3 separate regions of the Mus musculus genome follow, and regions 1 and 2 are each linked to region 3. Evidence: chromatin loops called from intact Hi-C (ENCODE). Cell type or tissue: heart. All regions are shown on one strand. Each heading gives the region's core, and the rest is flanking DNA. Links, peaks and the distances in the headings are about the cores only.

The links. Peaks named below come from ENCODE experiments on the same cell type or tissue, not always from the same donor. Only the 100,000 strongest peaks of a DNase experiment are listed, where the experiment ranks them.
Region 1: a loop joins it to region 3, with 5 times the contacts of the local background. A loop is called at or near these places in 3 of 42 quality-filtered maps.
Region 2: a loop joins it to region 3, with 2.0 times the contacts of the local background. A loop is called at or near these places in 4 of 42 quality-filtered maps.

The regions. Positions count from the first base shown.
Region 1 is chr1:131,977,819-131,985,439 of GRCm38, reverse strand. Slc45a3 (solute carrier family 45, member 3) reads right to left here. Exons shown (of 5, transcript NM_001177628.2): 3 at 7,242-7,621; 4 at 6,427-6,692; 5 at 2,468-4,149. The coding sequence ends at 3,712. Among named protein-coding and RNA genes, the nearest start is that of Slc45a3, 19 kb to the right of the region's middle. In heart, for the core only: a CTCF peak has its summit at 3,594; DNase peaks (open chromatin) are centred at 2,249 and 3,609.
Region 2 is chr1:131,823,925-131,831,545 of GRCm38, reverse strand. It overlaps Slc41a1 (solute carrier family 41, member 1), which reads right to left and starts at 3,534. Exons shown (of 11, transcript NM_173865.3): 1 at 3,153-3,534; 2 at 556-1,535. The coding sequence starts at 924. In heart, for the core only: no CTCF peak of the experiment used is centred there; a DNase peak (open chromatin) is centred at 3,595; H3K4me3 peaks cover 2,517 bases; H3K27ac peaks cover 1,693 bases.
Region 3 is chr1:131,906,684-131,914,304 of GRCm38, reverse strand. Nucks1 (nuclear casein kinase and cyclin-dependent kinase substrate 1) reads right to left here and starts at 3,847. Exons shown (of 7, transcript NM_175294.3): 1 at 3,555-3,847. The coding sequence starts at 3,571. In heart, for the core only: a CTCF peak has its summit at 4,055; DNase peaks (open chromatin) are centred at 3,184 and 3,924; H3K4me3 peaks cover 2,381 bases; H3K27ac peaks cover 2,033 bases; H3K27me3 peaks cover 963 bases.

The sequences.
Region 1 (7,621 bases), core at 1,463-5,462, 72 kb before region 3:
ATTTCACATCTGAAGAAACGAGACCCTTGAAGTTGGAGAGATGGCTCAGTGGTTAAGAGCACTGACTGCTCTTCCAGAGGACCTGAGTTCAACTCCCAGCAACCACATGGTGGCTCACAACCATCTGTAATGAAACCTGAAAACCTCTTTGGGGTGTCTGAGGATAGAGACAGTGTACTCATATACATAAAACAAACAAATCTTAGAAAGAAAGAAAAGGGAAAGGTGGGGGCTGGTGAGATGGCTCAGTGGGTAAGAGCACCCGACTGCTCTTCCAAAGGTCCAGAGTTCAAATCCCAGCAACCACATGGTGGCTCACAACCATCCGTAAAGAGATCTGATGCCCTCTTCTGGTGTGTCTGAAGACAGCTACAGTGTACTCACATGTAATAAATAAATCTTTAAAAAAAAAAAAAAAAAAAAAAGAAAAGGGAAAGGAAAGGGAGGGGAGGGGAGGGGAGGGGAGGAGACCTTGGCAATAATCTCCAGTGGCTTAGATGGAAGGTTGGTGGGAAACTCTAAACACACACACACACACACCAGAAAAACAAAACATAGGGCAGGAAGACATTTTATACCTATGAAGGATGCTTACAGAAAGGACCACCTGTGATACAGTCTTACCAAAATAAACCCTGAGTCTAGCCAAGCCTCTATCTTATTGGCAGCCTATGGGGGTGCGGGAGGAGTACCTTAAGGCTGGGGGCATAGCACAGTGATAGAGCACTCACCAGAATACCCAAGGCCCTGGGTTCAATTCCCAGCACCACAAAAAGAAAAAAGAGGACCATCTTAAGCAGACCTGAGGAAACAGCCAGGCCAATATGGAGTGTGGGCAACACTTCAGAAAAATCCCAGGACTCTTAAATGGCAGGCTAAAAATAATAAAAAGGGGGACAGACACCCAGGAATGCAGGAAACAATTTAGCAAAGCAACTAGAGGTAATGTATATAAACTAGGGCCTGTTTTAAACCAACTATCAGTGTTTATTGCTGTGAAGAGACTCCATGACCATAACAACTCTTATAAAGGAAAACATTTAATTGGGGCTGGCTTACAGCTTCAGAGGTTTAGTCCATTATCATCATGGCAGGAAGCATGGCAGCATGCAGGCAGACATAATGATGGAGGAGGAACTGAGAGTTCTACATCTGGATCTGTAGGCAGCAGGAAGAGAACAACACTGGACTTGGCTTGAGCTTTGGAGACCCCAAAGCCCTCCTCACCCCCACCCCCAGTGACACACTTCCTCCAACAAGGCCACACACACCTCCTACTCTTTCCAAGTAGTGCCATTCCATGATGACCAAGCATTTGAGTATATGAGCCTAGAGGGGCCACTCTTATTCAAACCACCACACCAAGCAGCACTGACACTCACTCTCCTTTGGCAGCTAGCTGTACATGACCTGAATAATTAATTACCCTATGCTCCATTAGATAACATGGCATACAGGCAAGTAATTAAACAGTCTTCTTTTAAACTGTGGTGTTTGAGTGTGTGTGTGTGCGTGTGTGTGTGTGTGTGTGTGTGTGCAGAGGCAGAAAGAGGGTGTTCAGCCCCCTAGAGTTGGAATGACAAGAACTTGTGAATGCTGGGCACAGAACTCCGGTTTTCTGGAAGAGCAGCAAATGCTCTTAGCCACTGAGCAATCTCCCCACCCAGAATACTTCTCTTGGAGCTACATACCAAAGTTTTACAAGTGAAATAAAATGGCATAGCAGAGAATTTTAAGAACTAACCCCTGGAAAGGAACCGATTTTTGAGTTGCGAAGCCGGGGTCTGGTTATACCACACATACTGTTTGACAATTTTCACAATAAAGTTAGATAATACAGAGGACTTTGTTTTGTAATATTTTATTGTCATTTATGTGTATGTCTGTATGATGAAGTCTGAGGGTCATCAGATCACTTGGGACTGGAGTTACAGGCAGTTTTGAGCCGCCTGGTACAGGTGCTGGGAGCTGAGCTTGGGTCCTCTGCAAGAATAGTACGCACTGACCATTGAGCCATCTTCTCCAGTCCCATAGAAACCTTTTCAAAAGTAAAACGAGCCCTCGTGTGGGTATTAACTGTGCTGACCACTCTAGAATGTCAGGGGCAGGAATGTCTGGGTTGGAGAGCTCAGAGAGAGGGCAAGGCAGGAAGGACTGAGCTGGACCAGGTGAGGGTATGATGTGAAAGAACGTTGCCATGGCAACTACTGAAATCCTGCCTCCACACGCCAACTGTCCTCACTGTGAACGCTCCATCTTCAGTGACCCCTGGAGAAGCAGAAAACTGCACAGTGTTGCACTTAAGACTCTTCCTGTCTCTACCTTCAGTCCCTATGCCTGTACCTGGCCCATGGCTCCACCTGCTGGCCACACATGGGAACTGACGCTGCCAAAGCTAAGAGTCCCCCAGGAACAGAGTGAGGCTGATTTTAGAATGGCCTCCTCCTCATACAGAAAAGACAAACACATATCAAGTAAACATATACGAAGCTTTTAATTTCATCACCATAAACATTATACTCTGATTTATCACATACGGTATAAAATATTTACTCTGCTAAATAAATAAGACATAGATAACATTATTGCAATCAGCACTGAAATCCCCCTCGACGTGATGAGCTCACTGGCTCTGGCGGGGAGTACTCCTGAGTTTGTGTGAGATTCCCCAGGCTGTGACAGATATGCCCCAGAGGCTGAGATGGGCAGAAGCCTAAGGAACCACATTTGTGCTTAGGATTCAGAAAGCCCCATAGAGAGGTCCTGGAGCCAGGGGACAGACTTGGAAGGGCAATCTCTTCACAGTCCTTTCCCATAGGGAGAAGTGGGCAATCAGGGAACCAAACTGGGTCAAGAGAGAATTGGGATTTGGTATGCTGTGGAGACCTTGGGTCCCAATCCTTGAGCAGGAACATCTTATGGCTCTCAATTAGGATGAAGAGATTGCCCGAGGTACTGGGCTGAGCAGTTTGGGGGACCATATCTATCACCCCAGAAGAGGAGTCTGGCAATATCTAACACAGTGACCAGCTATTTTAGGGGACCCAGTTTTGGGGAATCCCACCCTACTCAACTCCTAGGCACAACATAAAAAGGCTGGGAATGAATTTTCTTCTCATTTGTTAAATAAATAATAAATTAAATATTTAAAGGCCTGTGTCTCTGTGGCCAACAAGCTGAGCCATTTCCTGAAACAAGTGGGGGGTGGGAGACTCAGCAGAAAGGCAGTGCTGTAGATCACGGGGTTTCATCTTGCCTGCTAGGGTTCCTCCTTCCAACTTCCACCCTGCCAAACCCTGTGGAGGAGAGCATCCTACAAGAAACTCCCATGCAAGAGCAACAGTGGCAGAATCTGGTCAAGGGACTTGGAGGGAAGTTTGTTCAGGTCCCCCAAATCCTCCCTCTGGTGACTTAAGCAGGAGGTTAGCTGTTAACCTGGAGCCTTGATACAGGACACCTGAACAGACCACATTTCAATCCCTGCAGAACTTCAGAATGACTTCCATGCGAGAGGCTGCCAGTAGGCCAGCCAGACTCTGAAGCCAGAGCCCCGAAAGCTCTGGCTCCTATCTGTGCAACAATACACCTCACTGCCTTAGGGTGGCAGCAGAGAGCCACTTAGGCGACAAAGACCTGGAGAGGCCAGCTCTGCAGCCCTCTAAGGGCTGAGAACCCATGAGGCAGACCCTCTCTTTGATGCCTTACACAATTCTACACTGAGTATTTGGCCAAGTCGTTCTTGTCAAACACTACCTGTGTAGCAAAGTAAATGGCGACCAGACCCAAGCCTGCAGCTGATACCATATAGGCAGTGACAGAGTGGCTCAGCTGGACAATGGAGCCCATGAACAGGGACGGAGCCACCTGGGACAGCAGAAAGGCACTGTCCAGAATGGCCAGGTCCAGGCAAATGCCCCGTCCCGTAACAACCCTGGCCTCAGGTGGCTCACCCACCACCACTCGCATGGAGACATCGCAGGCAGAGGCCCCACAGAGTGCAGGTGGAGGGGCCAGGATGCCGCTGCTGCCAGAGCCCACGTGTCCATTGGGGAAGAGAGCTCCTGGCTTAGGGCCTGGCAAGAAGCTGGTTGTCTGGCTGTCCTCACCGCTGCTACCTCCAGCGTCCCCTCGGTATTTGGGCAGGAACACCTGAGGGTGGGGATAAAAAGGAAACAAAGACAGGTGTGTATTCAGGTGCGGGGATTCCCGTATATGACAACAGGCCCTCACTGCCTCTAATCAGGGGCTATAGGAAACCAGGCAACTGGCTTTCAGGGGGGGGAAAAAAATCCAAAACCTAAGGAGGTGCTACTTGGTGTGGATTCCAAGCAGACTCTCCACCCCCACCCCCCACCCCCTTAACATGGTTGGGGAAACAGCCTGAAGTCTATTCTAGCTTTTCTTAGAATACACAAGGAGTCAGTCAACTCAGATCCACAGATTGAGAAAAGTGCAGAGCCCTCTAGAAAAGATAGGAAACTGAGACAGAATAGAGACAGAAGAACAGAGGGGGAAACAAAAACAAACAAACAAACAAACAAACAAAGGAGGTGCTTTCGAGGTCCCAAGTTCCACAGGGACTACCTCAACCCCCTGCACACCCTTCCTTCCACTGGGCCATAGGGAAGTCTTCACTGTCCTGCCCCTCTAGGATCCAGGCCTGCTAGAGATAACTGTTCAACACGAGGTCACTGCCTTGGCCTTTGCCTTTGGCCAGGGAGAGCCCAGTAATTGGGCCTACAAAAGGGAGAGGCAGCAGGGAGAACTTTTTTTTTTTCTTGTTGACCTCCACAGCCCAGCTGCCTGACCCTGACATTTTTCAATTTCTTCCTGTAGGCTGCCAGGGACTAGAGAACACATGCCTGTAGGGTCACCACCCCCCTCCACCAACCCTAAGCCCCAATGGCCTGGGGCTTCCTACTGAATAACAAGACAAGGTTTTACCCCATACTGGTCCCTGTGCCAGGCGGTGTCTAACACAGAAGGCTGATGAAGCTGGTTGCAACAGAGAGCTGGAAGCTCCCAGGCAGTACCAGAGAAACCCACAACTCATCAGCTCATCCCATAACTCAGGAAGTGGCAAAGGACAGTTGGACAGTATGCAGGACCAAGCCTGTCCCCAGCTACTGCTATAGACCCTTTTATTCCTGCCTGCCATCCAAGGAAAGGCCACTAAGGCTGGCTACTAGAAAGGTCCCCAGGACAGACATGTTCCTCAGTACAGAGAGGAAGGCTACTCCTGGTATAACCACAGGTGCTCAAGCCTCATCTTTGGACAGCAGCTTTTAAAGCCCCAGCCCAGAGCTCCATAAGAGTCAACAGGGCTGGTGAGATGGCTCAATGGGTAAGAGTACCCGACTGCTCTTCCAAAGATCCAGAGTTCAAATCCCAGCAACCACATGGTGGCTCACAACCATCCATAACGAGATCTGATGCCCTCTTCTGGTGTGTCTGAAGACAGCTACAGTGTACTTACATATAATAAATAAATAAATCTTTAAAAAAAAAAAGAGTCAACAGGAAGGACCAGGTTCCCATTACCAGCCCACCCCCCACCACACCCCTGCAAATTACTGCTGAACAAGCTGTGGGCCAGGGCCAGGTCTTTCCTAACTCTGAAAACTCTAGAAGGGGAAGGCCTGTGGTCTCTTCCCTAAGCTACACCAACTTGTGCTTCTTCTGATGGAGTTCTGAATCCAGGTCCTTAAAGCTCAGGGAGGACAGTGCTGGAGACAGGGTGAGCACGCTGTCTAAGTCAGGAAGCCTGCCAAGGAAGAGGGCCTTCTGCAGGAACTGGTTAGTGTGGATTAAGGTGCCAGCGCCCCGGCCTCTCCTCCCCCTCCCCAGCTTATTAAGCTCAGGTAAACGAAGTTAGTATGTCAGGCTCAGATATGCACTGAAGGGATTGAGGAAAAGGATGGATGCAAAGGAGGAAAGCAGGGAGAGGAGTGGGTGGGTGGGGGACAGAGAGACACAGAGGATTAGAAGGTAAACTAGAAAGAGGGGCAGGAAGAAAGAAGCCTCCGCCATCTTGCAGCAAGCAGGATACAGATCCATCACATTGCCTCTCTTAGCAAAGATTAGCTAAGGCCAGGCCATTTCCACTGCCACCTGCCACAGCCACACGCCAGGGACCCACACTCTACCTCTGGATATAATAATACAGCCCAGAATAAAGGACTTCCGCTGTATGCTTATTGTTCAAGATTCCTAGTGAGGGACTCAGCACTTCCTGCAATCATCCACTCAAGTGCTTTCTAGTTCTAAAGCCAGGAAGTCATTCCTAGAATCTACCCTTCTTCAGCGGCTGTAGCCTCTGGCCCCAGCTGTCCTCTCTGGTCAGAGAGATCCAAGTCTTTTCCAACATCACTTGTCAGACGCCACATACTCAGGCCGCCCCCACCCTGTACTAGCCAATGGGAGTACCTGCTTCTCACGGTGGTAGAGGGAGGCGAGCGTGTAAGGCAGGATCTGCAAGGCCGAGAAGGTGAACCCGGTGAGGGCAGCTGAGGCTGTCACTACCACCACGCTGTGGGACAGGCAGGTGGCAGCGGCAGCCACAGGAAAGGTCATCACACTGGCCAGATAGACTGACCGTGTGCCGAACTTCTGTACCAGCCTGTCCATGACCAGGGAGAAGACCAGGGAGATGGCACACTGCAGGAAGAGCCCCAGGCTGCCCATTCGAATGCCTGGAGGTAGGGAAGAAGTGGGGTAAGGACCCTACACAATCTAGGGGGAGCTAGAGACTAGTAGCCATGGGCATCTGCTCCCTGGGGCCCTCCCCACCTGCCTGCAAGGACGACAGCATCTAGATTGTAATTAGTGAAGGTGACCAGGGCTGTTGACAAAGGGCAGAGGAAGATGTTCCAGGGAAGAAGTACAAGGTATGTAAGGGTGGGGGGATCACAAAACAGCCCCCACACTGGCTCTAAGACAGTTCTGTGGAATGCTGAACTAGAAGGCATGGTGAGTTACTGGAAAGCAAGCAGGGAGCACAGGACCCAATGGAACTGGAGCCACATAGACCTAGAAGCCCTACTGAGTCACCAAGACAGCAGCAGCAGTGTTCATGAGCTACTGCATATAGAGAGATCCTTTTTCCTTTACTGACGGGGAGCTGGGACCCAGGGTAGAGTCACCCAGGGTAGAGTCACCCAGGCTGTGAGCATCTCCCAACCCTGGCCTGTCCTCTGCAGGGCAGCCGCCAATAGCAGCTTCCACTGGTGCTAAAGACTCACCTTCATCATAGTGTCTCCGGGCCTCGGTGCCTGGCTCGGCTCTGGGTACACCCTGGTACAGCCCCTCTCCCACGAAGTCCGTGTAGAACAGTGTGAAAGTCATAAGTGCCATCCAGCTGCACAGCTCAGCCACAAAGAGTCGGCGTAGGGTGCGAGGCATGCGGCAGCACAGCTGCTGCAGCCGGGGAAACAGGGTACCCAGATTCCGGAAAGCCAGGCCAACGTGGCATGGGCAGCATCGGCGCGACACGGCAGAGACCAACAACCCTTCTGCCGGCTCGGGTGGGCCCAGTACTGCCTCCTCCGTCACAAACAGAGTGGCTGCCATGCAGATGAGGAAAATGAGGGTGAGGAGGCCAAAGAGGCATTCTTCCTGAGTA
Region 2 (7,621 bases), core at 1,463-5,462, 82 kb after region 3:
CCAAGGAGACCGTGCCAAGGATGCACAAAGATCAGCAATACAAAATGCCTTAAGAGCTTTCTCACTGGGTCTGAGACCCTTCCTGACAGCTGAGTAAATTCCTGCCCAGCGGGGGAATGGAGGAGAGGCTTGAAAAGGAGTGTTCTATCATTGGTATCCTTGAAACCTCTGGAGAAAGGAAAGCAGGCGTAAAGAGGAGACCTATCTAGATGTCTCCTACTGAGCTGGAATCAACAGCACTGAGGAGGCATAGCAAGCAACAGGCCTGCTCCTCTCTTCCCACCCCGAGGCTGAGCTCTGGAGTTACATCTGTTACTGTTAGGCAATACTGCTCTGACCACCTCCCTGGGGCTACTTGGCCTCTCTGAAGGTTCTGCAGTAAGTAACAGAGACATCGATGAAACCAAGGATGTAATCCAAAGGGAAAGAGTATTCTAGGAAGCAGCAGCTGCTTCTGACACAGAAGTGGAGAGGAACTTCTAAGAGTCAGTTTCCCCAAAGGCCAAGGTATTGAGCAAGGGCTTGTGAGCAGAGGACACCCTCCTCAGGTCTTACCTGCACAATGTCCAGCACCATGCCAGCTGCCACAGTCCCAAAGCCTGCCAGTAGGAAGGGGAACAGCACTTGCAGTCCAATGGAAAAGGAGGTCTCCTTGAGCGGAGAGGGTGGCGCGGGGCCCCGGTCTGTGCTGACATCGTCACTCTCGTTACTCTGGCTCCCGTTCTCCAGTAGGGCGTCCTCCTCCCGAATTCCCTTGGCGTTAGCTCGGGACTCAATCACTACCACCTCCACCCCATCAGGCCCCAGGAACTCTGAGGTCCCAGCCAAGGGCTCTCGCCCAGGGCCATCCGAAGAACAGGGAGAAGGAGTAGGGCCAGTACCATTCGGCTGGTGGATGTCCTTTGGCTCTGGCTTAGAGGACATGACAGGCAGGGAGGAGAGGAGGGGAGAATTTATTTATTTTTCTTTCTCTCTTCGACTCTGACTTGGGAAAGAACTTAGTCTTGGGGTGAACCCAGGCTTGATTGCCGCAAGACCTCTTCCCACGGCTCTCCACTCCTACCGGGCACTGTAAAAACTGATCTACCAAAAGACAGCCCCATCAAGCAATGCAGCCTGGAGCTGGAAGGAAACAAAGTCCTCACCAGATGCAGCAGCTGCCTCTATGGGTAGTGGGTGCCTGCTCCCAGCAGCTCTGTGTTGTGCCAGGGGCAATCTTTGGTTCTCAGTGGCCAGCTCCTCAGAGCAGGAGCAGAAGAGCTCAACCTGAGTCTGGAGTGCCTGATGCTGCAGCCCTCTCTTGGGAAAAGCTGAATGAGTTCAGATCGTTGAGAACGAAGCCTCAATCTGAGGCCAGGGTTTCTTCTCACTCCTGCTGGGTGGCTTCAGCTTCTCACAGCACCGTGGCTGGGCTCAGCTGGTCCCAGTGTCTGCTATCTTTCCTCTCTCTCCCAGAGATGTCTTCCCTTCTTGAGAGGATCTTGTACTTTCTCAGTTGCCTGGTCCTTAAAGTCACAAGAATTGGTGTGGAACACCTTACGTTGGGAGGAAGGACAAAAAGAAGAGGGGGGGGGGGGAGAATGAATGTTGGTACATAGCAAAAACCAGTTCCTACTAGGATGATCTGCAGAGCATGTGGTGTTACAGGGGTGGCTATTAGCTGTTCTTTTCCTGCTAGAATTACACTGTCCTGCCCCACTTCATGTCGAGATGCAGTGAGTTCTATTCCCAGCAGATTCCCAGCCAGCAAACCACCACCCAAAAGGAGGATGCTTCATAGGAGACCTTGGCATTGCCTCCTGAGCAACCTGGGGTGGGCAGGGATGTGATTAGTTGTTTTCTCGGATCTTGATAAGAACTCAGTATTACTTAAGTATAGTCCCTTATCAGTAAAGTTACAGATTCAGATGCAAACTCCCTACGCATTCACTCTTCTTGAGTGACTTATTACAAGACAGCAACAGCAAGACAGGGCAAACAGAGAGGCTGGTCATTGAGGGGAGCATCCCTAGACCTCTAATTGTCCTAGCCCCCTGCTGGGATGGGAGAGGAAGCCAGGAGAACTCCCCAGGCAACCGGGGCAGGGCAAGCCGGCCAAGACCAAGGCCAAGAACCAGAGGCCTCCTTCTTACTCTTGCCCTTGAAAGTCGAGTGTTACAGAAACCACAGGCTAAACCCTGGTCCAGGCTGCATTTACACTTCTCTCTATGCTAGATCCTGTGAGCCTGTCAGATAGGACCCGGCAGTTAACTAGATTGAAGAGACAGAGGGTGAAGCTACTGTTTATTCCTACATTTTTGGTTGCCTGGCCTTCCCCCTTTCCTCTCGGGTTACTGACAGCCAGACATGGTGTAACTCTTAAAAACAAAAATATCATCGGTAAAAGGTGTAGAAAGAGGAAAGAAAAACAAAGTCAGGCAAATCCAAGTGTCACAAGCTAATATGCATTTACTCCCAAATCATGTCTGTCTTTGCCTGCCCTGCTTTTCTTAGCTTAAAGGAATCCCCACGAATTGCCACCAACTTGTTGCATTTCACCAGCATGGCTCTCAATAGTAAAAAAAAAAAAAAAAAAAAATCCAGAGGGTTTTGCAGGTATGATGAACAGGCTGTTAGTATTCCAAACACTCACAATTAGTCAACTCCAGTTTGGTTAAGGCAGAATCAAACTCTAGGGCCCAAGTTATGAGTCTTCCACTAACTCGGTCACCAGCCAAGCCACCTTAACACAGCACCGTTGTTTTCAAAGATCCTCACTAGTCAGCCAAGAGGAAACACTCAGTCTGAGTCCACCGCCCCCGAGCCAGCAAAGTTTCTGAGTTCCTTCGCTAAAACCTGACTGCCCCCTCCCTCCCGTCTTTCTGGCAGGCCACTTTGACCTGGAAGGGGGCTAGCAAGGGGAGCAGGCCAGTCTCTCAACTACATCAGCAGTAAAGCCACTACCGATGGGCCTCAGGCTCTAGGAAGCCGCGTCTCCTTTCCAAGCGGGGATGGACAAAAAAGCCCGGTTTAGGTATCCCCAACTACAGGGGTGGGGAGGAGGAGTGCCTAGTTGATTTCCGCCGACTCCCGGCAACTCAAGACTGCAAAAGCACTGCGTCCTGGAGTCCCCCGCCCTCGTCTCCCTCCCTCCCAGACCCAACAACACTGACCTGCGCCTTGCTGGGGAGAAAGGGCGCCTGGAGAGTGGTAGCAGGGGCCCGCGGAATTGGGGGATGTAGGGTACCCCCTCTTCTCATCACTCCTCCCCCTCAGCCGTCCTCCTCGAGCCCCCGCGTGTTCCCCGCTACACCCCCAGGCAAGGCGAGCGTCCAACCGCGACACCCGGCTCGCTACATTTCGCTTCTGCCTTCCTGTGAGGCCGCCGCTCCGATTCCACGAGGGGAGGTGGCCTGGTGGGGGGCGATCAGGATATTCCGCCTCGGGCTGGTGTGGACCGGACTGGGCCTGAGATGCCGAGCTCGCTCGTCCCCAATCGCCTCTTGCCCGCGGACTTGGACAAGAGTGTTTGGCTGTGGGTGGCAAACGTGATCTGGGGCAGAGCGGGTGGTAACCCCCCTCCATCAAGAATAGAGTCAGGATGGACAACTGCATCAGCCAATCAGAGCAGGAAAAGGGGCGGGCCCCGCCCAGGCCCCGCCCATTTCCCCGGCGTTTCTTGAGCTGGGGGCGGGGTGAGGGGGAAAACGCAGCAGAGTGACGGGAACTCAGAATTGGAGGGTGTTGTGGGCTCGCGGTGCTCAAGCGCGGGCGGGTGCTGCGCTCCTGAGTTCCCACGGCCTCTCAAGGCGAGCGTTCTGCTACGCATGTACTCCTGAATCTTGACTATCTCTAGTGAGCCTCTGGGCCTTCCAGAAGACCCGAAACCACCCCTTTGAGCCGGCCAGCTGGCGATCGCCCGGGCCGCAGCAGCCATCGCGTGTTCCTTCTCCACGCCCAGTCCCTACCTTCTTCCTGGGCACAGTTCCTATTCATCAGGCTCCTCATCTCTCCTTCCAGGTTCCTTGTTCCTCTGGGCGACTGACCGAACCTTAATCTGCCTTAATAAAGTTCCAGCCTTGATAGGGGTGGGGATGGGCAGACTGGAGGGAAAATTTGGTAGACTCATGGCTGGGGCTACACACACCAATGAGGTAAGGGCGGAGGGGAGCGGGGGTTTCCTTTGACCCAATCGTGGCCCCGTGGGAGAGAAGTCTCCATCCCGGGCGAAATGAACGCCAACTTTCCCTGACGCACCTTGTGGAATCAAAGTGTTTTCATCCTCGCTTTTGCCACTTCCTCCCTGGGGTGTCTTCACTTCATCAATCCAAAATCAGTACCAGTTAGTTCTCTTTGGGTTGTTTTTGTGAAGGGGATGTGACCTCCCTATAAAGGAACTCCCATTTCCAGCCTTTCCCCCTTCATCGGTAGAGTCTATAACCAGAGGTTCCTTTCCTGTCACCTTCTTCCCTAGAAATGTTCCTTGGGGCAACTGAGCATTTTTCTAGACCATAGAGCCTATGACCAGAGGTTCCTTTCCTGTCACTTTCTTCCCTAGAAAGGTTCCTTGGGGCAATTGAGCATTTCTCTAGACCGTTGAATAAGGATAGGATGTATATAGGAGAGAAAAAGAGTGCTGGCTACTGAGCACACATGCTCAACAGCAACTGGAGAGGGCCATTCCTTTGGACAATGATAACAAATGTAGCCACAAAAACCTGTCCCCACCTGCTAATCCAGCAACCCCGGGCTCAGCTCCGCTGCTAGGATATCAAAGGTCTATATTTTTTAAGGGCCCAGCAAATGTCACTGTAGTTGAACTCCAATTTTGGTTTCACAGCCAAGTCTATGTTTGGATATGGAAGTTACTCCTAGATTGGGCAACACTAGGTCTTCGCCAGAAGGACCAGTTTTTGTGCACAATGAGTATAGATTGAGAGGAAAACTAAGACTGATTATATGGCTGCCTGAGTGTTGGCAGTCTTAGCCCTTGGGAGACAGAAGCAGGAGACTCTACAAATATGAGGTCGTCTGGGTCTACCAAGAGACAGTGCCTCATAGTTAGAGTTATACAGTTGAGACTCTGCCTCAAGGCCAAAAACTTTCATCCAATAGCAACTTAAAAACAAAATCTTTGTCCTTCTCTTATTTCCACCCCCATACTCTTTATCTACTTGAAAAGTTTTTCTTTTTAGTCGAAGTAAACTGAACATATGGGAAAGTGCGTAAAACCTAGAGTATGGACCACCAAATTATGGTACAGGGAACAGGCTGATGAAACCACCACCAAAAGGAAGAATTCAGTCATTACTGCCACCCCAGAAGCTCCCTTGGTCACTCTCTCACCCTCTTCCCTAGGGTGGCCTCTGTCTGACACTGTTCATTTTGTCTGTGAGCGCTTGGACTTTCTATAACAGAACCTCTCAGGAGGCACTACTATTCTGTGCTTAGTTTCTCTTACTCATACATCACACATGGTACCATTTGTTTTTTGTTTGTTTGTTTTGTTTTTCTTTTCCAGAGATGAGGACCGAACCCAGGGCCTTGCGCTTGCTAGGCAAGCGCTCTACCACTGAGCTAAATCCCCAACCCCAGTACCATTTGTTAATTCACCTTCATTGCAGCGTGATGTCACTAAGCGAGCACAGGGCAATTTGCATCCGTTGATGCAGATTTCAGTTGTTTCCAGGTATTGTTATTTTATGAATCTGCCATGGCATCTTTTTGTTTTTGAAACATAGTCTCTCTGTGTAGCCCTGGCTGACCTAGAATTCACTCTGCAGACCAGGCTGCCTCAAACTCCCAGAGATCTGCGTACCTCTGCTTCCATCTCTGCCTCTGCCTTCAAACATCGGGATTAAAAGCATGTGCCACCCAGCCTGAATTGGCACATTGGAACAGGGCTAGATCATAGGGCAGGCAAATGCTTAGCTTTAGGAAACACTACTAAACAATTTTCTGACGTGCTTTTTCTAATTTATATTCTTGCTAGAAATGCCTTATTGTTTCATAGCCTTATCAACACTGGTATCACCAATCTGAAAAGATTAAAGTTGTAGTCATTCAATTCTAGCACCTAAGAGCAGGCAGAGACAGGTTCATCTTTATGGGTTCAAGGCCAGGCTGGTCTACATAATAAGTTCCAGGCCCGTCAAGGCTACCATGATGAAACTCTGACTCATTTAAAAAAAAAAAAAAGAGTAGCGATTCTAGTGGGTATATAATGGTATTTCCTGTGGCTTAAATTTGTATTGCCCTGATAGCTAATGAGATTAAGCACCTTTCCTCCACATTTCTTTGCCATTTGGATCGTTTTTAAGTATTATCAACTTTCTACCTGGCTTTTTGACTTTTTTTTTAGGAGTTCATATATTTTGGATATGAGTCCTTCATTAGCTTTAGGTATTACAAATATTTCTTTAAGTCTGTGAGCGCAGAAGACATTCTTCTGGGATATCCTGAAGGGCCAGGATCACTGGGTCAGGATTATGGCCTTCATGTTTTAACCACTTCTGTACCTCTGGCACCTGGCACACAGTAAGCGCTCAGAAAATACGGCGAACGTCTGTTGGGAGATAGTCAGATCAGTAACTGGCCTTGATAGTATGATGGGTAATAGAGAGGAGACTGGCCTAGACACTGTGGCCGATGTTATGCTGATTCGTAGAGTTAGACAGCAAGAGAGCCCGGGGGAAGCACGCTTCCTTCCAGTCCAGCCACCTGTAACCTTGAGAAGAGGAAGACTCTTATCCTTTCTGTACCCAGAGAGCAGCTGCAGTCTATGAACTGAGAAACACAGATGTGGGGAGCAAAGGTCACAGATGAAAAGACAGGAATTAGCAGCAGGTAGCAAGCCAGCCAGATACTCCAGGCAAGACTCAGCCATGAGCGTCAGGAAGTGTCAGGAAGCCATAAATGTGGGTCTCTGAGCATTTTCATGACCCCTTTGTAAGACTTGGACTTCCATGTGCCCAAGGGGCTCACATGTTCCTCATCTGGCCTTACAGATGTGTCTACTGCTGAGCCAGTGAAACGGCTCAGTGAGAAAAGGCACTTGCTGATATAGTTCAACCCCTTAGGACCCATGGAAAGGTGGAAGGAAAGAACTGATTTTACAGAGTTGACCTCTGACCTCTATGTGCGTACCTGCTGCCCACATACTACTAATAATGAAAAATTAAGTTATGAAGTCTTTTTAAAATTAAAGTGTTATTTTTATTTAGCATTATGTGTGTATGTGTGCTGGTCTGTGGATGTGTGTGTGTGTGTGTGTGTGTGTGTGTGTGTATTCACATGCAGGTTGGAAGAAAACTGGGGCTGGAGTTACAGGTAGTTGTCAGCTGACGTGGGTGGTAGGGAAGGCTTCTTGGGTAAGCCTTTTCCAGTCTTGCTTGACACTTGTCTTAATTCACAGTTCATTTGCTATTGTATCCCATGGTTCTCCAAACTCTACGGCCTTCCTTCAGGTACAGCGGCTGACCACTAAGAGCTCCTTTAAGATCAACTTTGGGAGCTGTCTTGATGCATCCTAAAATTCCAGAGTCCCATAGATTTGGAGTCCCTCACCAGCATGCCACAGTCACAAGACTAGCCCAGCATGGCTGGAAATTTTCCTGACTTTTGTTTTTCTGAGTGTGTGTAC
Region 3 (7,621 bases), core at 2,147-6,146:
CATAGGCACATATACATCTGGTGGTAAAGAAGAACAAATACAAGGAAACAGGCTCATCTCTAGATACACATGGGATACTAAATTTAAGCATGTTCTTGTATTTATTTGTTAAATTCAAAAGTATCTCCAATTTTCAAATTCCCCCTTAAGCTGGAGATTTCTTTTTTATTTTGAGAGACAGGGTTTCTCTATGTAGACCTACAGAGATCTACCTCTGCCTACAGAGTACTGGGATTAAAGGTAGTCACCACTACCACTCAGTGAACTAGGGACTTCTTTTTTTTTTTTAAAGATTTATTTATTTATTATATGTAAGTACACTGTAGCTGTCTTCAGACACTCCAGAAGAGGGAGTCAGATCTTGTTACAGATGGTTGTGAGCCACCATGTGGTTGCTGGGATTTGAACTCTGGACCTTCGGAAGGGCAGTCAGGTGCTCTTACCCACTGAGCCATCTCACCAGCCCAACTAGGGACTTCTTAAAACTACAAAGCAAGTCTAAGTAAGACTGGCTTGGAGCTGCATAAGACTCCAGCTCAAAAAACAAGCAAATAATAATAATTTTTAAAACTCCACAAAAGCCAGAAAACAAACAATACACTCATAGAGTGTCATGCCTCATGAAGAAGTTTGGATGCCAGCACCCACATAATAAGTGTCCCAGGGCATGTCTCACCTCAAAGCATGATTAAGAGGCTTCTTTACACACGAGTATATAGGCACACACAAGTACATGGGCACACACATTGCAGAGGAAAAGGCCAGTGAGACAGCTCAGCAGCTAAAGGCACTTGTGCCAAGACTACAGTCCATCCACAGGACCAATAAGAACAGAGGTGATTCCACAAGTTGTCCTCTGACCTTAACCAGACAGGTGGTAGTTCACACCCACATACATACAGGAAAGTAAAGTGGTCACTGTGGAGTTGGAAAACGAGCAGGACTCTATTAACTATAAAATCTAGGTTCTGTAGGCCACTTGGACACATGATGTCTGCTGTCAAAGTTTGCCACCTAATTTTTTTATTCCCTTTGAGAAAAACAAAACAAGGGCTGGTGAGATGGCTCAGTGGGTTAGAGCACCCGACTGCTCTTCCGAAGGTCCAGAGTTCAAATCCCAGCAACCACATGGTGGCTCACAACCATCCGTAACGAGATCTGACTCCCTCTTCTGGAGTGTCTGAAGACAGCTACAATGTACTTACATATAATAAATAAATAAATCTTAAAAAAAAATAAAGAAGGCAAATGTTCTTTAAAAAAATAAATAAATAAAAAAAAGAAAAAGAAAAACAAAACAAACGAAAACAAAAATCCATCAAAAACTCCTTTTAGGACATGTGCCTTTAGGAATGTCTTTAACTCCAGCACTCAGGAGGCTGAGGCAGGCAGATCTGTTTGATAACAGCCTGGTCTAGAGAGGGAGTTCCAGGCAGCCAAGGCTCTTACACAGAGAAACCCTGCCTCAAAAAAAAACAAAAACAAAAACACACCAATTCTTTTAGAAAACAGTACTATTATTTTGTGGAGTAAGGAGACATTTCTTCTTCTTCTTTTTTTTTTTTTTTTTGTTTTTTGTTTTTTCAAGACAGGGTTTCTCTGTGTAGCCCTGGCTGTCCTGGAGCTCATTTTGTAGACCAGGCTGGCCTAGAACTAAGAAATCCGCCTGCCTCTGTCTCCCAAGTGCTGGGACCAAAGGTGTGTGCCACCACGCCCAGCATAAGGGGACATTTCTGAGGTGCTCCCAAGCCACCAGGAGTTATTTAGCATTAAAAGCACAGTGCAGAGTGCAGACCCATACCCTATCTGAAGTACTGTGTGAATGAGAAACACAAGTTTTATTTCCAGTAATCTTTACTTAATTTAACTTTCAATAGCCACCAAGTGGAACAGTTAGTTACAAAGCTAAATGAGCCAGTAGTAGTAGTGTCTCACCTTTTTGTAAGGCAGAGGCAGATTCAAACCAGCCTGATCTACAGAAGAGTTCCATGGGAGCCTTGGCTCCATGAGACACCCTCTCCCCAAATTAAAAAAAATTTTTTTTAAAAGAAAAGACATATCTTTCTAGCAAAAGGACCAACTAATTTATTATACAAGAGACCTCAGCTGAGCAGTGGTGGCGCCTTTGATCCCTGCACTCGGGAGGCAGAGGCAGGCGGATTTCTGAGTTCAAGGCCAGCCTGGTCTACAGAGTGAGTTCCAGAACAGCCAGGGCTACACAGAGAAACCCTGTCTAGAAAAAAGTAATTTGAGTTGGTGGTACAGTTTGGTTAGATTTATGTCCTCAAAGAACTCACTATAACCTGGAACAGTCATATTGACTACTTCCCAAACATCACACAGAAGACATGGTAATTTGGAGGTGCAGGTTAAAACAGAATGGAAAAAGCAAGCTGGTAGGTAATTCATCCTCCGCAGTTCCCTCTCGCGAGTGGGAGGGGTGGTAATCTACCACCAATAGATTATCTTGTCAAGGAGACATAGTGGGGCACAAAACCGTTGCCAGATCCAAACCTCTCCTTGGTATTGGGATACTTTCGATACCAAAACTTGAAATGAATTCATAACTGTAAAAATAGTTAAGAACTAAAGGCAATGGGGCCAGGTAAAGCTCCTTTACAAGTAACATCTATTGACTTTGGTCTCGGTCTCTGTCCCTCTGTCTCTCAGGCCTTAATAGATTGGACTAAACCACACCCTCCACCCAAGCCACATTCTATACAACAGCTCTGGAGGGCATTAAAGGGGAGCCCACCGAGTGAGGGGAAACCGAAAACTTCTTGAAGCCATGTGAATAAAAGTCTGATCGCTAGTGGATCGTAGTCCATTTACGATTAACGTCACACGGGGAAAGAGAGGGTTACAGAAGTAGCAAGAGACGCGTACTGCGGGGTGAGGGGGAACGAGAACCACACGGGATTTGGGTTAACAAGCACGTCCCTGGAGGAAGGGCATTTGTCTGCAAGCGGTGGAAAGAGAAAACTTGGGGTTAATGCGTTCAGAACTCCCAAGTGGGGAGAGGCTGTGGCCCTTATTTTACGGGGCTCAGTGTCAAAACTCACTTTTGCCCCAAGGGGAAAGGAAAACGTGGGTTCCGCCCAGGCCGGGCTAGGAGGCGGGGCCTGCCGCGACCCCGAGAATGGAGGCGGGGCCGGGCGGCGGGGCACAAGCAACTCGCTCGCCAAAACGCTAAGCCGGCGAGCCTCTGGAGGACCGAGTCCTCCGTGTTCGCACCCGGGTCGGCCGTAGGCTCCAACAGGGCCCAGGGGTGCGGCCTATGGTGTGCCTGGTGCGCGCCAAGCCCACGCCAGGGCCATGGCGGAGGTGGGGGCGGCCGCGGAGCCGACCCGGACCCTGCGGGGTGGAGGCGACGCGCCCGTGCGCGCCGCCGCCATCCTGCGCGCCGCCGAGCACCCACGCGCAAGGGCGCGCGCGGCCCCCGACAGAAGGCCGCGCGTGGTAGTCAGGAGCACGACTCCAGGCCCGTTGCCCAGGTCCTTCGCCACTCACCCCAGCCCGTTCGGCCCGCCCCGGGCCTTGGACTCCGCACTGACCTGACAGGCCGAGACATGTTCGCTGTCGAGGCGCGACCAAGTCGAGGAGCCGAGGACCAGGACCCCCCTCCCCGCGCACTCGGCGCCCCACCCCCCCGCTCCGGCCGGCGGGGCCGCTGCTGCCGAGCCCCGGGCTGCTGGCTTCTCAAGAGTCGGCGGCTGCTGGTTTGAGGTCCCTGGATCTGACGAGCCCCCCGCTCCCCCGTCTCTTCAAAATGGATGAATCAAACCAGCCGAAAATGCGCCAAAGCCGCGGTGCAACCAAACCCCGTAGGGTTTGTGCGCTCCGCCCCAGCACGCCCGCTCATTGGTGACTCCTGTCAGATGCGCCCTAGTCATTAGTCCATTTGAATCATCACGCCTCCCAGCCCCGCCCCACTCCCGGATAGGCCCCGCCTCCTCCATGGGGTCCTGTTAGTCAAGATGCGCTGAGAGCGCACGGCCGCAAAACAAAAATGGTCGCCGATTGCCCGCCCCCTGTCTTCCACGCCAGAGCTGCAGATTCGGCTTGGGTTATATCTTGGACCCCCTGCCAAATAACCTGATTTATATAGAGTTCTCTGTGGACTAGGTGGTTCTGTAATGGATTTAATTTCTCCTGACTTGATTATTTTGCAAATCAGCTAATTGCAAGACTCATGGGATAGGCAGCAGATTCGTCACTTAAGAATTGGAGGGAAATTACTTAGGTTCAAAAATTTGACCTTAATCTTAGAAATCCTGTACTCTGACTTCAGCGTTAACCTCCCAGGGCTCAGTCACGCTGCTGAAGTAGAGAGTTGGGTTCACAAGGAATATCTTCTACCCAATCTGATCTTTGAGAGCTACTTAACACTCATTAAAACCTCAATTTCTGATATTAGCATTTCAAAGAGAAAGAGGTGATTAATGGTTAAGAGGGAGACTGGTGACAAAACGCTTGCTTCAAAATTCTAAGTCCACCACTTAGTACTTAACTAGGTTTCCTCTGTGCACCTCAGTTTTATGATGAGTAGAGTAGGATACAAGGCTACCTTATTACTAGAACTAAACAAGGTGCTATGTTGAAAGGCCTTTAGTCTGGGCTTAAGTGTTAGGTTCCGTTTTTAATAGAAGATAAAATTAGTTCGGGGGGGGGGGGCAGGGAGGCTGGAGAGATGGCTCAGTGGTTAAGAGCACTGACTGCTCTTCCAGAGGTCCCGGAGTTCAAATCCCAGCAACCACCTGGTGGCTTACAACCATTTGTAATGAGATCTGATGCCCTCTTCTGGTGTGTCTGAAGACAGCTACAGTGTACTCATATATAATAAATAAATAAATCTTAAAAAAAAAAAAGTAGTTCGAGTTGCCTCAAGACTGAATGCCTAAATCAGAAGTAGAGCACAGTATCTTTGTATTAATATCTAGGATTTACTTCCTGTTATAGTTTGGATTCCATGTTCCCTAGGGACCCATATGCCAAAGATTTAAGAGGCAGGACCTGGTAGAAGTTAGGACATTAGGAGTGAGCACTTTAACATGATGTGGGAACCTTGACTTGACCACCCTCTGTCTTTCTTGCTTGCAGCCTGTAAACACAATGTCATCTGTTTCACTTTGCTGAAATGCTTTTCACCATGATGCTCTTGCTCTCTACAGACACAAAGCCCTAGGACCAAGCAGCCCTCAATGGAAACATATGAAACTGTAGAAAAATAAATGTATTCTTGTAAGTTGATATTTCAAGTCATACGGATAGAAAACTAACACACTTTATGATGTTGTAAATCGATTTCAATACTTGCCAGAGCCAGTGTTTCACTTGAAGAGTGGGGATGTTGCTCAGCTGAGAGTAACTGCTCAGCACACAGTAAGCACTGAGTTCAATCTTCATCACCTCCTGAAACTGGACAAGAGGATACACACCTATAATGCCATCAGTCAAGGAGATAGATGTTCAAGGTCATGCCTGGCTACATAGGGAGTTTGAGGACAGTTTGGACTGCGAAAGCCCCTGAGTCAACAACAAAACCAAGTGAAGATATAGTCCCTAAGCAACAAACCACATCACTATCTGCTTCCTGAAAGTCTCCCAGTGTAAAATTCTACTTATCTAAGGGAAGAAAGCAGCAAAAGAGAAGAATTTTAAAAGTTATTCTTGATCCTTTCCGTTCAACGTCATTTCCTCTTCACTTAAAAAAATATATGGTAAAAAAAAAAATCTCTAACAGCTGGGTAGTGGTGGCAAATGACTTTAATCTTGGCAATCAGGAGGCAGAGATGGGCAGATCTCTCTGAGTTCAAGGTCAGCCTGGTCTACAGAGCAAGTTTGAGAACAGTCAGGGCTACACAAAAGGAAATTTACATAAAATGTGCGGTCTTAGCCATTTACACTTCTGTGGCATTAAGGACATTCATGTTGTTGCATAACCACCACCAAAACCCATCTCTAAAATTTTTTTTATATGTCTCTGGTGTGTGTGTGTGCATGGGTGCATGTGTGTATACCATAGCAAGAATGTAGAGACCAGAGGAAAATTAGACAAAGAATTTTATTAACTTTTCTCAAACTTGATTCCCGAGTTGCTTCAGCTTAATTTGCTGCGAAGGGTGAACTGTGTGTAACCAACAACCAAAAGGAGCTGCAGAGTCCAAGGGGCTTGAACATAAAAATAGTAAAGATGTAGGTCTTATCAGAGTCATATAAATTTTTTAAAGCAGTCATGACATGAAATAGCAGCCCAGTAACTTCTTTAAGTTTCATCTTCCTCACAAATTGCCTCAAGTCAGTTGCTCCATTTTTGAAAACCTCATCAAAATTCTCCACAGGACTGCAACTTCATCCCTCTCCTCTCCAGTAGCAGCTGGTGCTTTGCCATTCCCAGGTTGTTTGGGCAGAGCTATTTGCCACTCTCTGTCACCCAGTCAGAGTATCTGCACCAAGCTGGTATAGGATGCTGGGAAGCATTTCTGCCGGCTTCCGTATTGCAGCCCGGCCTGTAGTGGTGAAGGTGTTCACTGACAGAGACACCTGAACTTTAGAGTTGTCAAAGAGGATTGTCACTGTTCCTCTTCAATACCAAAGATTTTTTTATTAAAGATTTATTTTATGTATATGAGTACAACTATAGTTGTCTTCAGACACACCAGAAGAGGGCATCAATCAAATCCCGTTACAGATGGTTGGGAGTCACCATGTGGTTGCTGGGAACTGAACTCAGGACCTCTGGAAAAGCAGTCAGTGTTCTTAAACACTGAGCCATCTCTAGAGCCCCAGAGACATTGTTTATGCCCAGCTTCTTTAAGAGAATGAGAGTCAAAGTTCTAGTTCTTTTTTTTTTTTTTTTTTTTGGTTTTTCGAGACAGGGTTTCTCTGTGTAGCCCTGATAGTCCTGAAACTCACTCTGTAGACCAGACTGCCCTCGAACTCAGAAATCTGCCTGCCTCTGCCTCCCAAGTGCTGGGATTAAAGGCGTGTGCCACCACGCTGGGCTAAAGTTCTAGTTGTTCATCATCTGCTGTGGCTGTTCCAGGAACCACCTTCTGTCTGTGAATGGTTCCTTTCCCACCAATATGCACTGTGCCTGCAGGTTGGCGATCTTTTCCTGGGTCATGATAGTTTCTTTTCATTTTGCTGGAGCAGAAAAGGGGCTGTGAGGGGGACTAGGGTTTGTGTTGAGGGTGTCTCTGACAGACCGGCTGAGATTAGGTGTACTCAATGGCGATCCCAGAAGGCAGCTAGAGGGAGGTGGGGAGTCCTGGGAACTTTTAAGCAAGTTCTGTGCATACTCTTTGCAAGGCATATCTAGTTCTGGTTTCTTTTTCTTTTTTAAGGTATGTATATATGAATGAGTACACTGTTGCTGTCTTCAGACACACCAGAAGAGGGCATTGGATCTCATTACGGTTGGTTGTGAGTCACCCTGTGGTTGCTGGGTCTAGAAGAACAGTCAGTGCTCTTAATCGCTGAGCCATCTCTCCAACCCCTCTGTTTTCTTTCTAGTTCTAGTTCTCCTTCTCTGTTTCTTCTTCTTCTTCTTCTTCTTCTTCTTCTTCTTCTTCTTCTTCTTCTTCTTCTTCTTCTTCTTCTTCTTCCTCCTCCTCCTCCT